Linked DNA regions of Mus musculus: region 1 is linked to region 2. A link is a loop called in an ENCODE intact Hi-C map of the cell type or tissue named here. Cell type or tissue: heart. All regions are shown on one strand.

What was found. Peaks named below come from ENCODE experiments on the same cell type or tissue, not always from the same donor. Only the 100,000 strongest peaks of a DNase experiment are listed, where the experiment ranks them.
Region 1: it touches region 2 in a loop (2.2-fold over the local background); 13 of 42 quality-filtered maps call a loop at or near these places.

Annotation. Positions count from the first base shown.
Region 1 is chr3:28,540,876-28,545,875 of GRCm38, reverse strand. It overlaps Tnik (TRAF2 and NCK interacting kinase), which reads right to left. Exons shown (of 33, transcript NM_026910.1): 7 at 3,778-3,908. Among named protein-coding and RNA genes, the nearest start is that of Mir466q, 120 kb to the right of the region's middle. In heart, a CTCF peak has its summit at 1,999; a DNase peak (open chromatin) is centred at 2,135.
Region 2 is chr3:28,261,102-28,266,101 of GRCm38, reverse strand. It overlaps Tnik (TRAF2 and NCK interacting kinase), which reads right to left and starts at 2,888. Exons shown (of 33, transcript NM_026910.1): 1 at 2,403-2,888. The coding sequence starts at 2,459. In heart, no CTCF peak of the experiment used is centred here; DNase peaks (open chromatin) are centred at 2,771 and 3,331; H3K4me3 peaks cover 3,428 bases; H3K27ac peaks cover 2,426 bases; H3K27me3 peaks cover 279 bases.

The sequences.
Region 1 (5,000 bases), 280 kb before region 2:
CTGGAGCATCATAGGTCTCTGGTGAATGCTCCACTAGGAAATGGGTTATACAGAGACAGCTCAGCTAACTACACACACACACACACACACACACACACACACACACACACACACACACACACACTCATGCGCATGTGGGTGCACACACACATACACAAACATACACAGACACACACAGACACACACACAGTGGGAGTTCATTAAGTACACACCCAGAGTGATTGATTAGATACTTTCAAAGTCAACTTGCTGTCAAGTAGTCTCCTGCTGACAGACCACATTCCTGGGCACAAGGTAAAATAGAGTAATGGAGAGGCTGTAAAGATCTCCATCTTCTCTGGTTCTGAGTAAAATCATGAAGTCATCAAAATAAAATCCCTGCCACTCCCCAGTATTCCTTTCTACTTCATCCTTTCCATCAGCTCTTCGGACAAGCTGCTTTTCCTCTTGACGGGTGAAGAGCACAAATCACAGCCTAGGCATGGAGTTTTCTTTGAACAACTTATGTGCATAGCTATCTTTATAAAGAAGTTCACAGTACAGTCTAAATGACTGACATTGTTGGACCTGTTTTCTCTGTGAGGACCCTTTTAAGACTTCTTTTTGTAAAAAAAAAAAATTATTCTTACATATTGGTATCACATCATCTCTAAACAGAATTTCTTAGCAGTTGTCTGAGGAAAGAAGTCCAAGATTTGAACTCAATTCCAAGCTCTGGATTGGCCAAAGGGAAAAGCTTATTCTAGGTACTCTCCTAAAAACAAATCAGCCACAGAGGTCTTGTCTATTCTTCAAACAAATACACTGCACATAAATATAGCCCACTTAAAAGATTAAGTCAGGGGTGAAAATCTAGACACTCTGGTTCTTCCTTGTATAACTAGTCTTATTTTAAAATTTAGTTTTATTTATTTATGTGTATTGGTATTTTCTGCATGTTGTTTCTGTGCACCATGTGTGTGCCTGGTGCCCTGGGAGGTCAGAAGAGGACACTGGGTCCTTTAAAATTCGAGTTAAAGATGGGTGAGATGCACCACGTGGATTCTGGTATTTTGAACCCTTGGGTCTTCCAAGAGCAACAAGTGCTCTTAACCTCTGAACCAACCCTCCAGTTCCCTCCTGGTATATTTTGAAGTGCTTCAAATTATCTATGGCACAGATGTAAACTAGTTAACACGTGTTAAATACGACCACAGTTTGAAGAGTTGCTTACAGCCAATTAAAATATGCATATCTCGTCTGGGATATATATTTTGTAGTGCATCCTCTCTCGGATTTGCAAATGGAATTATTCAAATGTGCTGATCATTAGCAGTTTAAATAAATGACATTTATTTTGGCAGGGGATTAATTTTTAACGAGGCAGCTGCTCTCAGACAGATTGCCGTCAGGTCATTAGAGGGACTAACTTTGAGGGAAGAAGGGTGATTATTATGTTTTCGAGCTTGCATTTCTCTAAAGAGGCGAATGATTTCATCAATGCTCGGAGACACTGGCTCTCAAAGACTTCAGTGTTTGCATGGAGCTCACCTGATTAAAAACAGTAACCAAATGGGGAGAAGTAAGTGAACTTTAAGAGAGAAATTCCTCAAATGTACTATTTGGATGAGAAATATGAGATTTATACAGAAGCTAGGCAACTACCACACAAGACGAGGCTGCAATAAAAAAGAACCCCACAGATTCTTTTCATAGAGAGGCCCTTTTGATGCTGACTTATCTTAATTTTTTTAACATAGTCATTTAAAAAGGCAAATCAGACCAATCAAATAATAATATAATACAGAACACACAAATCCACAAGAGACCCTCCTTTGCAGGGTGGGACAAGTGACTACCGAGATTTGAGCAGAGTTGGGAGACTCATGTTCAAGTTGAAGTTCAGAGAATGTCACCAACTGGGTATGCACCTGTGAAGACCTGGCCCCAGTTTCCCCCTTTGTAGGATTTTGAGGGAAGGTCCTTGAGCTAACAAAGCAAACCCAGGTAGTATCGCCTTTTGCCCACAGGGTGTCTCTCTGCCTAGTGCCTAGCCTGAGAACTCTGAACTGGCCCTAGCTCTCACTGTCCACAGTTTCACTTTCTCTTAACAGGGATTTATGCAGCAGCAATGTCACCAGACGCTGCAGCTCTTGAGGGGCTTTATGACTGTGACTCGTGTCACTGTGTTGGGATGAATGAAGGAGGGCTGCCGGGAGAAGCTTACTGAATGTGACAAGGGATCCATCAAAATTCTGTGAGATGCCAAGTCACACTAGAGGAAAGCCAAGGCATAGACCTACATTCTACTCCATCTCTCCTACAGAGAAGAAACTACGAAGTATCTACAGTGAGCCCGTAGAAACGAGGAACTTGCTGCCATTTAACTATAAAAAGATGCCCCCGATATTTGTATTTTGGTTTAACATAGGAAGCCTTGAGAATATTAGCTTGGGCGTGGAATAAATAGGTTGACCAGTATACGCTGTGTTCTTGTTTGGTAGAAGCAAGGAGTTCCTCAGTGCTGTGGCACAGAAGCCACAGAGAGTTACAATAGTGTGCAGCCCATTTGAGAAAGCTAGAAGACCTTTGTGACTGAGCATGGGTGTGCAGGCATATGTGTGTCTGCACCTTCATGGGTCGGACAGATGTCAGTCTTGGCTATTATTTCTCTGAAGCCTTGAATTTTGATACAGGGTCAGTCATTGGCTTGGACCTTGCTAGGCTGGCTGGCTAGAAAGGCTGGGATTCTCCTCAGAGCTGGGACTACGAGCCTGCATCACCATGACTGCCTTCTGTGTGGCTTCGGGAAGACTCACTCAGGGCCTTCTGCTTCAGAAGCAGGTACTTTGCCAACTGAGCTATCTCTTCAGGCCCTCTGAAACTTTCCACTTTAAAAGATGATGTTTAGACAAATATATTAATCCTGATTTAAATATTGTGCATATATAGAAGTAATGCCTGAAACCCCTTTCGTATGCACAGATGGAATATTTTTCTTTCTATAACATATTTTTTATCCACTTTACATCTGAATCACAGCTTCCTACTCCTTCCTTTCCTCCCAGTCCCGCTCTTACAAATCCCTCCCCCATTACTCCCTCTCCCTCTCCAAGAAGAAGGGGAAGCCCCACCTTGGGTACTGACCCAGCTTGGGTACCACCCCACCCTGGGACATCTAGTCCCAGCAGGGCTAAGCACATCCTCTCACTGAGGCCCAACCAGGCAGTCCTGTTAGGGGAAAGGGATCCAATGGCAGGCAACAGAGTCAGAGGCAGTCCCCTCTCCAATTGTTAGGGGACCCACATGAAGACCAAGCTGCACATCTGCTACAAATGTGTATTGTGAGTACAAATGTGAGTACAAATGTGAGTTCCTATGCTAACTTTGATCAGTAATGGAGTGTGACCTGAGAGTTGTGAGCTGAATAATTTTATGCATCATTAAAAATGAATCAAAAGACTTATTAGATGAAAAAGGATAAAAATAAGAATATAAATATTGCCAAAACGAAACTATAACCAACAACACAAACCTGCTCTATTTCTCAAGAGTAAGAAGAATACATTCAAAAGCATAGAAAATAATTTCAATATCATTTTGTAAGTAGGAAACCAAATACTGTGGGTAAATTCATTATGAAACAGTTATTACTTGAGTATCTTACAATCTTAGATCCAGATACCATTTTTCAAATCTCCTTTTGTGTAAGCCACATGCAGGTGCCTGTGAGGATCATCCCCTGAAAAACTGAGGACAAGGGGCTGGACATGGCTTCACAGCCCAACCAACTCATACCTTGAAATCATATGTGGCATCCGGGTTCTCATCACAGGCAATGACTTCTGGTGCCATCCAGTAGGGAGTCCCGATGAACGTGTTCCTCCTGCCCACAGTTCGGTCAAGCTGGGCACTCACTCCAAAATCCACTAATGAGAAGACAGTTGAATAAATTAGAACCTCAGATTGGATGTGAGGGTAAAATGAATGTGCGTTCTTCAGGCAGTAAAGTGTATCTATAACATAAATGTTATGATTTCATCTGGTTTATTCTGTATAGAGATATCACTATGTTTATCACTGCATAGAGAAGAAACTCAGTTGAGATAAACATCTCCATCATGTTGCCTGTAGGCAAGTCTGTAGGGGATTTTCTTGATAGATGATTATGGAGGGACCTAGCCCATTGCGGGTGGAACCATCCCTGGACAGGCAGTCATGAGGAGGATAAAAATGCAAACTAGGCAAGTAGCACGGAGCAAGCCAGTAAGCAGCACTCCTCCATGGCCTCTGCTTCAGCTCCTGCCTCCAGGTTCCTGCCTTGAGTTCCTATGCTGACTTTGATCAGTAATGGAGTGTGACCTGAGAGTTGTGAGCTGAAATAAATCCTTCCCTTAACCCATTTCCTTTGGCCATGATGTTTTATTACAGCAAGAGTAACTTTATTAGGAGAGATTTTATCCACTTTTATGCACATTTTCTGGGCCCAGTAAAGCCTTTAAGATGGCATCATTCTCACCCCATCCATCCCCGGAACATTTTCATCTTCTGCCAGCGAGGTTCTATACCATTGAGCATTAACAACCTATGTCCCACACATTACCCAGTCATCCTCCTGCTCCCATCCCTAGGACACTCCCCTCTCCTGTAAAAGCAAAATTATACAGAATACATCTTATTTCACATAACATAAGGCCCTCAGAGTTCAGTCAGGCTGTAACGTATGTCACAGTTTTCTTCCTTTTTAATGCTGGATAATTTTCCACTAAATTTCCATTTCTACATTTTATCTTTTCCTCTGGTGATGGGCATTTGGGTCCCTTCTACCATTTCTATAACTCGAATGCCTACTTTTAAATTTAATTATTAAGTAGATACATACACCAGTGAGGAAATCACAAATTGTAGTATTTGATTATACCAAGGCTCCCCTGAGATCAAAAGAAGTAGGAGTTTGGTAAAAGCCTTCATGGCCACAAATGATAACACACACAAAATAGAAATCAAGACCTAAGGGTTTG
Region 2 (5,000 bases):
CACAGGGATGTCGAGGGGCTGACAGGGCTGCACCACTGACCTTGCCTGCAATTCAGGGTCAGGGTTTCCTCAGAAGGACTTCTCTGCAAGCTTAGGAACCAACCTCTCCAAATCTGGGAAGGCAGCCACCATCTACGCTTCCATTTGTGGGCATCACCTACTGGCCCTCGGAGACAAACGGACCTGCACACCTAGCCTACCACAAGACTGCCTGACGCTCCCAGGCCTGCTGAGTACAACTGTCTGCCCATCTGCATGTAAGTCTTCCAGCCAATAGCTCCCCCAGACACTGGGAGTAGCTGTTATCCTAGCTCTTTGCACACACCAGTGCAGGCAGAGAATTCATTGGGCTTCTTGGGTGACAAAGAGCAATCTCAGTAAATCATACAAAGATATCTGTTCCACATACACATAGCAGAGCCCGGGAGTTTCCTCAAGTATGCATCAAGGTGCTCTGTGCTTGGTATCTCAGAAAACCTTGCCCACAGGAGCTAGTCCCCTCCTCCCAGCCCCCCAACTTAAAAATCATATCAGGGAGAAGGATGCTAAGATTCCTGCTCAGCTATATCACAAGGCTGCCTCATTGTTCAGGCCTCCACCTCTTAGCCACTCCTCCTTCTCCAAGTCTGGTCCACCTGATTAACTCACACCATAGCAACTCCCAGACAGAAGTAGAGCACACACCATGGGTGAAGAGGAAGCCGCGCTTGTTTAAAGCACCCACTCTGCTCCCAACCCCCACACTTAGCTACTCACTGGTTCTGAATGTGGCCTTTGGGCACCAGAAAAACAGACAGCTTACTGTAATCATGCATGAATGAGCTTCTGCTGCCCCACTAGCACAACAGGCCGTTTCATAGGGCAGTCAGTCCTCAACCTTCGAGTTGTCTCTCTGAATTGTCACCTCTCTCTCTCTACCAAAAGATATGGGAAGGGGCAAGGATTCAAGGAGAGGGAAGAAAAGAGACTCGTGGAGCCTGAAGAAAAAGTATCACCTCCATCAGACAGGTATCTAGCCCCTTAAAATATTTGTAGAGAAATGTAAGGGCAGGAAGGCTTTAGTAGACACAGGTAAACGGCCTCAAGATTCTAGCATCAATCTAACAATGTGTTCCGGAGAACCACTGAACTTCCACCCCTACTGGCGGTGGGTGACATGAGATGAGACACCATCTCTTAGGTCTCACCTACCCTCCAGGCATCAAGCATATGCATTTGCTGTTTATTTTATTTTTAGTTCGGGAGAGGAAGAAACTAGTGGAACTGAGATTGGTGTCCAATCTTTCTCAGATGCCTGCTGCTGCCAAGGCCACCACCCCTCCTCACCCCCTTCCTGGCAGGCAGCATCTAATTAAAATGGCAAGAGCGCTCGGCCCCCTTCCCCGAAGGAGTGTGCTGGGATTAGAGGTGGGGGTGGGGAAGCGTCGAGGCTGCAATGGGATTCCTGGCAGTCTGATTTTCAAACAACAGCAAAATGGATTCTAGATCACTAAAGTCTTATTCAATACAATGGAACGACGTCTGAGGTGTTTCATTAGGTAAAGGCAAAGCGGCCGGGCTCGGGGAAGGGAATATGTTTTACAAAGGACTGTTCACAGACCTGGGACACACACACACACACACACACACACACACACACACACACACACACACACACACACAGGCACACAGGCACACAGGCACACACGCACACACAATCTCTCCAGGGAGTTCCGGTGTGGTGAGGAGAAGCGGTTAAGCTTCTCTTTCACCTGCTGAAGTTCAGCCATAAAACTGAAAGGTCACAGTCACCGAGGGAAGGAATAGGCAGGGCTGAGTTCAAACCACAGATAAAGGTGAGTGCACACTGGCATATAGGGAAGAGCTGAGCCGGAGCCCCAGCACCGGAGACAGAAGCCGGGAAGGGAGTCAGTTAGCACCTACAAGACCAGCCCAGAGCAGCAATTACTGCTCCATTGGAGCAGCAGGGTCCGCTGGTAGAGACAGCTAGCTCACGATGGCATCTTGCAGGTAGCTGGCAAACGTGAAGGGCCAGTGCCTTTCTTCTCCAAGAGAATCTTTTGCAGCAAGGAGCAGTCGGGTCTCGCGCCTTGGCACGAGACGGTTGCCCGGGTACACACACACACACACACACACACACACACACACACACACACACACACACCAGCCTTTCATGTAATGCTCTTACACCGATCGAAGATGAAACTGACAAGCTCTACCAGCTTCCTTGCGGAACCTCGGGAACAGCCTAGGAGCACAAGGGGAGCCCAGCCCCTGCTGTAGGGGTAGGGGCTCAGCCTAGAACCCCTCGGCTGCCCCGGAATTAGAACAGAAAGGCAGGGAACGTTCCCTCTTTCAGCCCTAGACCATTGGAAAAAAAGGAAAAAACACGTTCTGCTCACCCTCAGGGCGGAGAGATCGATTTCATCCAGGCTGCGAGCTGGGGAGTCGCTCGCCATGTCGACTCTTCGCGGGAGAAATGGACCAAAACCACCCCGAAGCGTCTTCCTTGGCAATTCCACCCCGGTCTATTTCGCTCGCGTCCTCATGCGGCTGTCCGCCAGAGAGGCCCGGGGCCCAGCCTCCCCCGCCCACCCGGGCCCCAGCAAGAGTCCGATCCCGATCTTCCGAGAGCGTCGATCCGCGGGATCCCGGAGCCCGACCTGCGCGGATCTCCAAGCCCGGAGCCGCGGTGCGTGTGGGCTGCGCGCCCTGATCGGCTAAGGGCGCTGGGGCTGCGTGGGTGTATTTAAATGGGACATGCTTCTTTGCTTGTGCGTGGATGGCGGCTGCATTGGCTGTTATAATGAGACATATCAACTCCTCCACTCAGCTGGGAGGTGGGGGTGGAGAACCACACAGAACTGTCTATCACCGCTTCCTGGGAGGAGTGGGGGGGGGGGGAGAGGCGTGGTCTCCGACTGGGGAGAGGCCGCGCTTCCTGACCGGGTCCCTCCGCCACTAGCCAGGGTGGGGGAGGGGTACGCACCCTTTCCGCCCCAGCTTTTGAGGGTTAATAGTGCTGAATCTAAACAGCCGTTTTTGAGCCTCTCTGTGCAGGAGCCTGAATGCTGAATATATATTTTTAATGTGTCCAATTTGTGCAGTGCACCAAAATGGCTCTTCGATCGTATCTTGGGGTTTCTTGACTGCGTTCAGATACTCTAATGGTGAAAAGGGTGGTGGGGAGAGGCAGCGGGAAAAGGCAGCAGCGTCCTCCCTCCCCCATTAATTATTTGTGGGGCTGGAGTAAAGGCGGGCCGGTGCAACCGGTGCATATAAGGACTTGTGCGCAGGGAAGGGGATCCGCCTCCCCGCGCAGAGCGAGTTGGGGAGAAGCTCACACGCGCCGAGCCGGCAGCCTGGCTTTGGTGCTGAGCAGTGGCCACAGGGTCACGGTCATTCGCGGCCACTGGGTTGCAGGAAGGCAGGCCCGAATCGTCTGTGGTTCTCTAGGCTGAGTAGGTTTGCTAGAAGCTGGAAATCCGAGAGATGTGAGCTCTGTCTGGATATCGCCACACCCAAGACCTGCGCGTGCCGCAATTCCCCACGGAAATGACCGAATTGAAAAGAGAAGCTTGCTCCCTGGGTGCAGTAGCTCGAAGGATTCAGGTGACTCCAAGGCCGACATTAATTGGGCAACATAGTACCTAACCCAGTGTTTCCTCCTTTGTAGCTTTTCCGCGGTGACCTACCTGGATTCATGGAGAAAGTTTGGCTCTAGGATAGTGAGCCCTGACCCGCGAGCTATTTGACTTCGCTCGCTTTTTCACTCAAGAGCTGGGTGTTTGCAGTGGTAACCCGTCATTCTTTATCAAAAGTGTAAAGTCACTTCCCCAACCCTCTCGCATCCTTGCCTGTCTCCTAGTTTGGCCACGCAAAATACGTCGGAAGAAAACATTTATAGTGAACTCTTCCCACTGGCTTCAACTCATCAATAGTTCTGAGTGTTCCTCTAGCATCTACTGAGATAAAAAGCTAAACATACTGGGGGGGGTTGATTTTTATTTGACTTTTTGTTTTGTTTTCTTTTGGGGGGAGTAGAGGTTCTTTTTGATTTATCTTATTGGTTGTTTGATTTGGTATGGTTATGAGACAGATCTTAAGTACTTAAAGGAAGTCTTCCCTTCACTGTGCAGCTGGGGATGGCCTTGAACTCCTCATTGTCCTGCAAATGACCCCCCCCCCCCCGCCCACCCAAGTACTCAGATTACACATGGACACCAACACTTGGGCTGTTGCCACTTCTTTTTAAAGTCATGAAGAATAAACTAATTATGAGCTTCAGAACAAGTTGAAAGAATGAATGAACGGACCAACACTAATGAAATTAGTGTTAGCTGGACTGTTTAGTCTTGGACTCATTGGGGTGGGTCATGTGCTCTCTAAACCATACCATGAAACTAGAATGCTGTTCCGAACCCACAAGCCTCCACGAAGGGACCAAGTAGAAGCCATCTTTTCCCTCCACCACACTTTTCCTTGTGTGTCATCATCATCTTCTCCTTCTCCTTCTTCTTCCCTTCTTCTTCTTCTTCTTCTTCTTCTTCTTCTTCTTCTTCTTCTTCTTCTTCTTCTTCTTCTTCTTCTTCTTCTTCTTCTTCTTCTTCCTCTCCTCCTCCTCCTCCTCCACCTCCTCCTCCTCCTCCTCCTTCTTATCTCACCCTTTCTCTAGACAACAGGTTAACATGTCTCAAGATGAAGCAAAATAATTTCAGATTAGGGTATTGAGATTCATACGCAGGGCTCCTTTAAAAGCTTCAGACTTGAAAATAGGAGATAAACATGCTCACAGAAAAGTACTACAGACTTAGGTGAAACCACAAAAAGGTCTTTTCCCCTAACTCTAATAGCACAAGACTCTACTTTGGGGTTTACAATAGGTTCAGACTAGTCCACTGCTGCTGAGGAAGCCCCACCTCAGACAGAAAGGATGGATATAGCTTCAAAGAGGGTTCAACACAGTGCACCCTGGGGAGGGAGGGAGGAGTGGGTAGAAA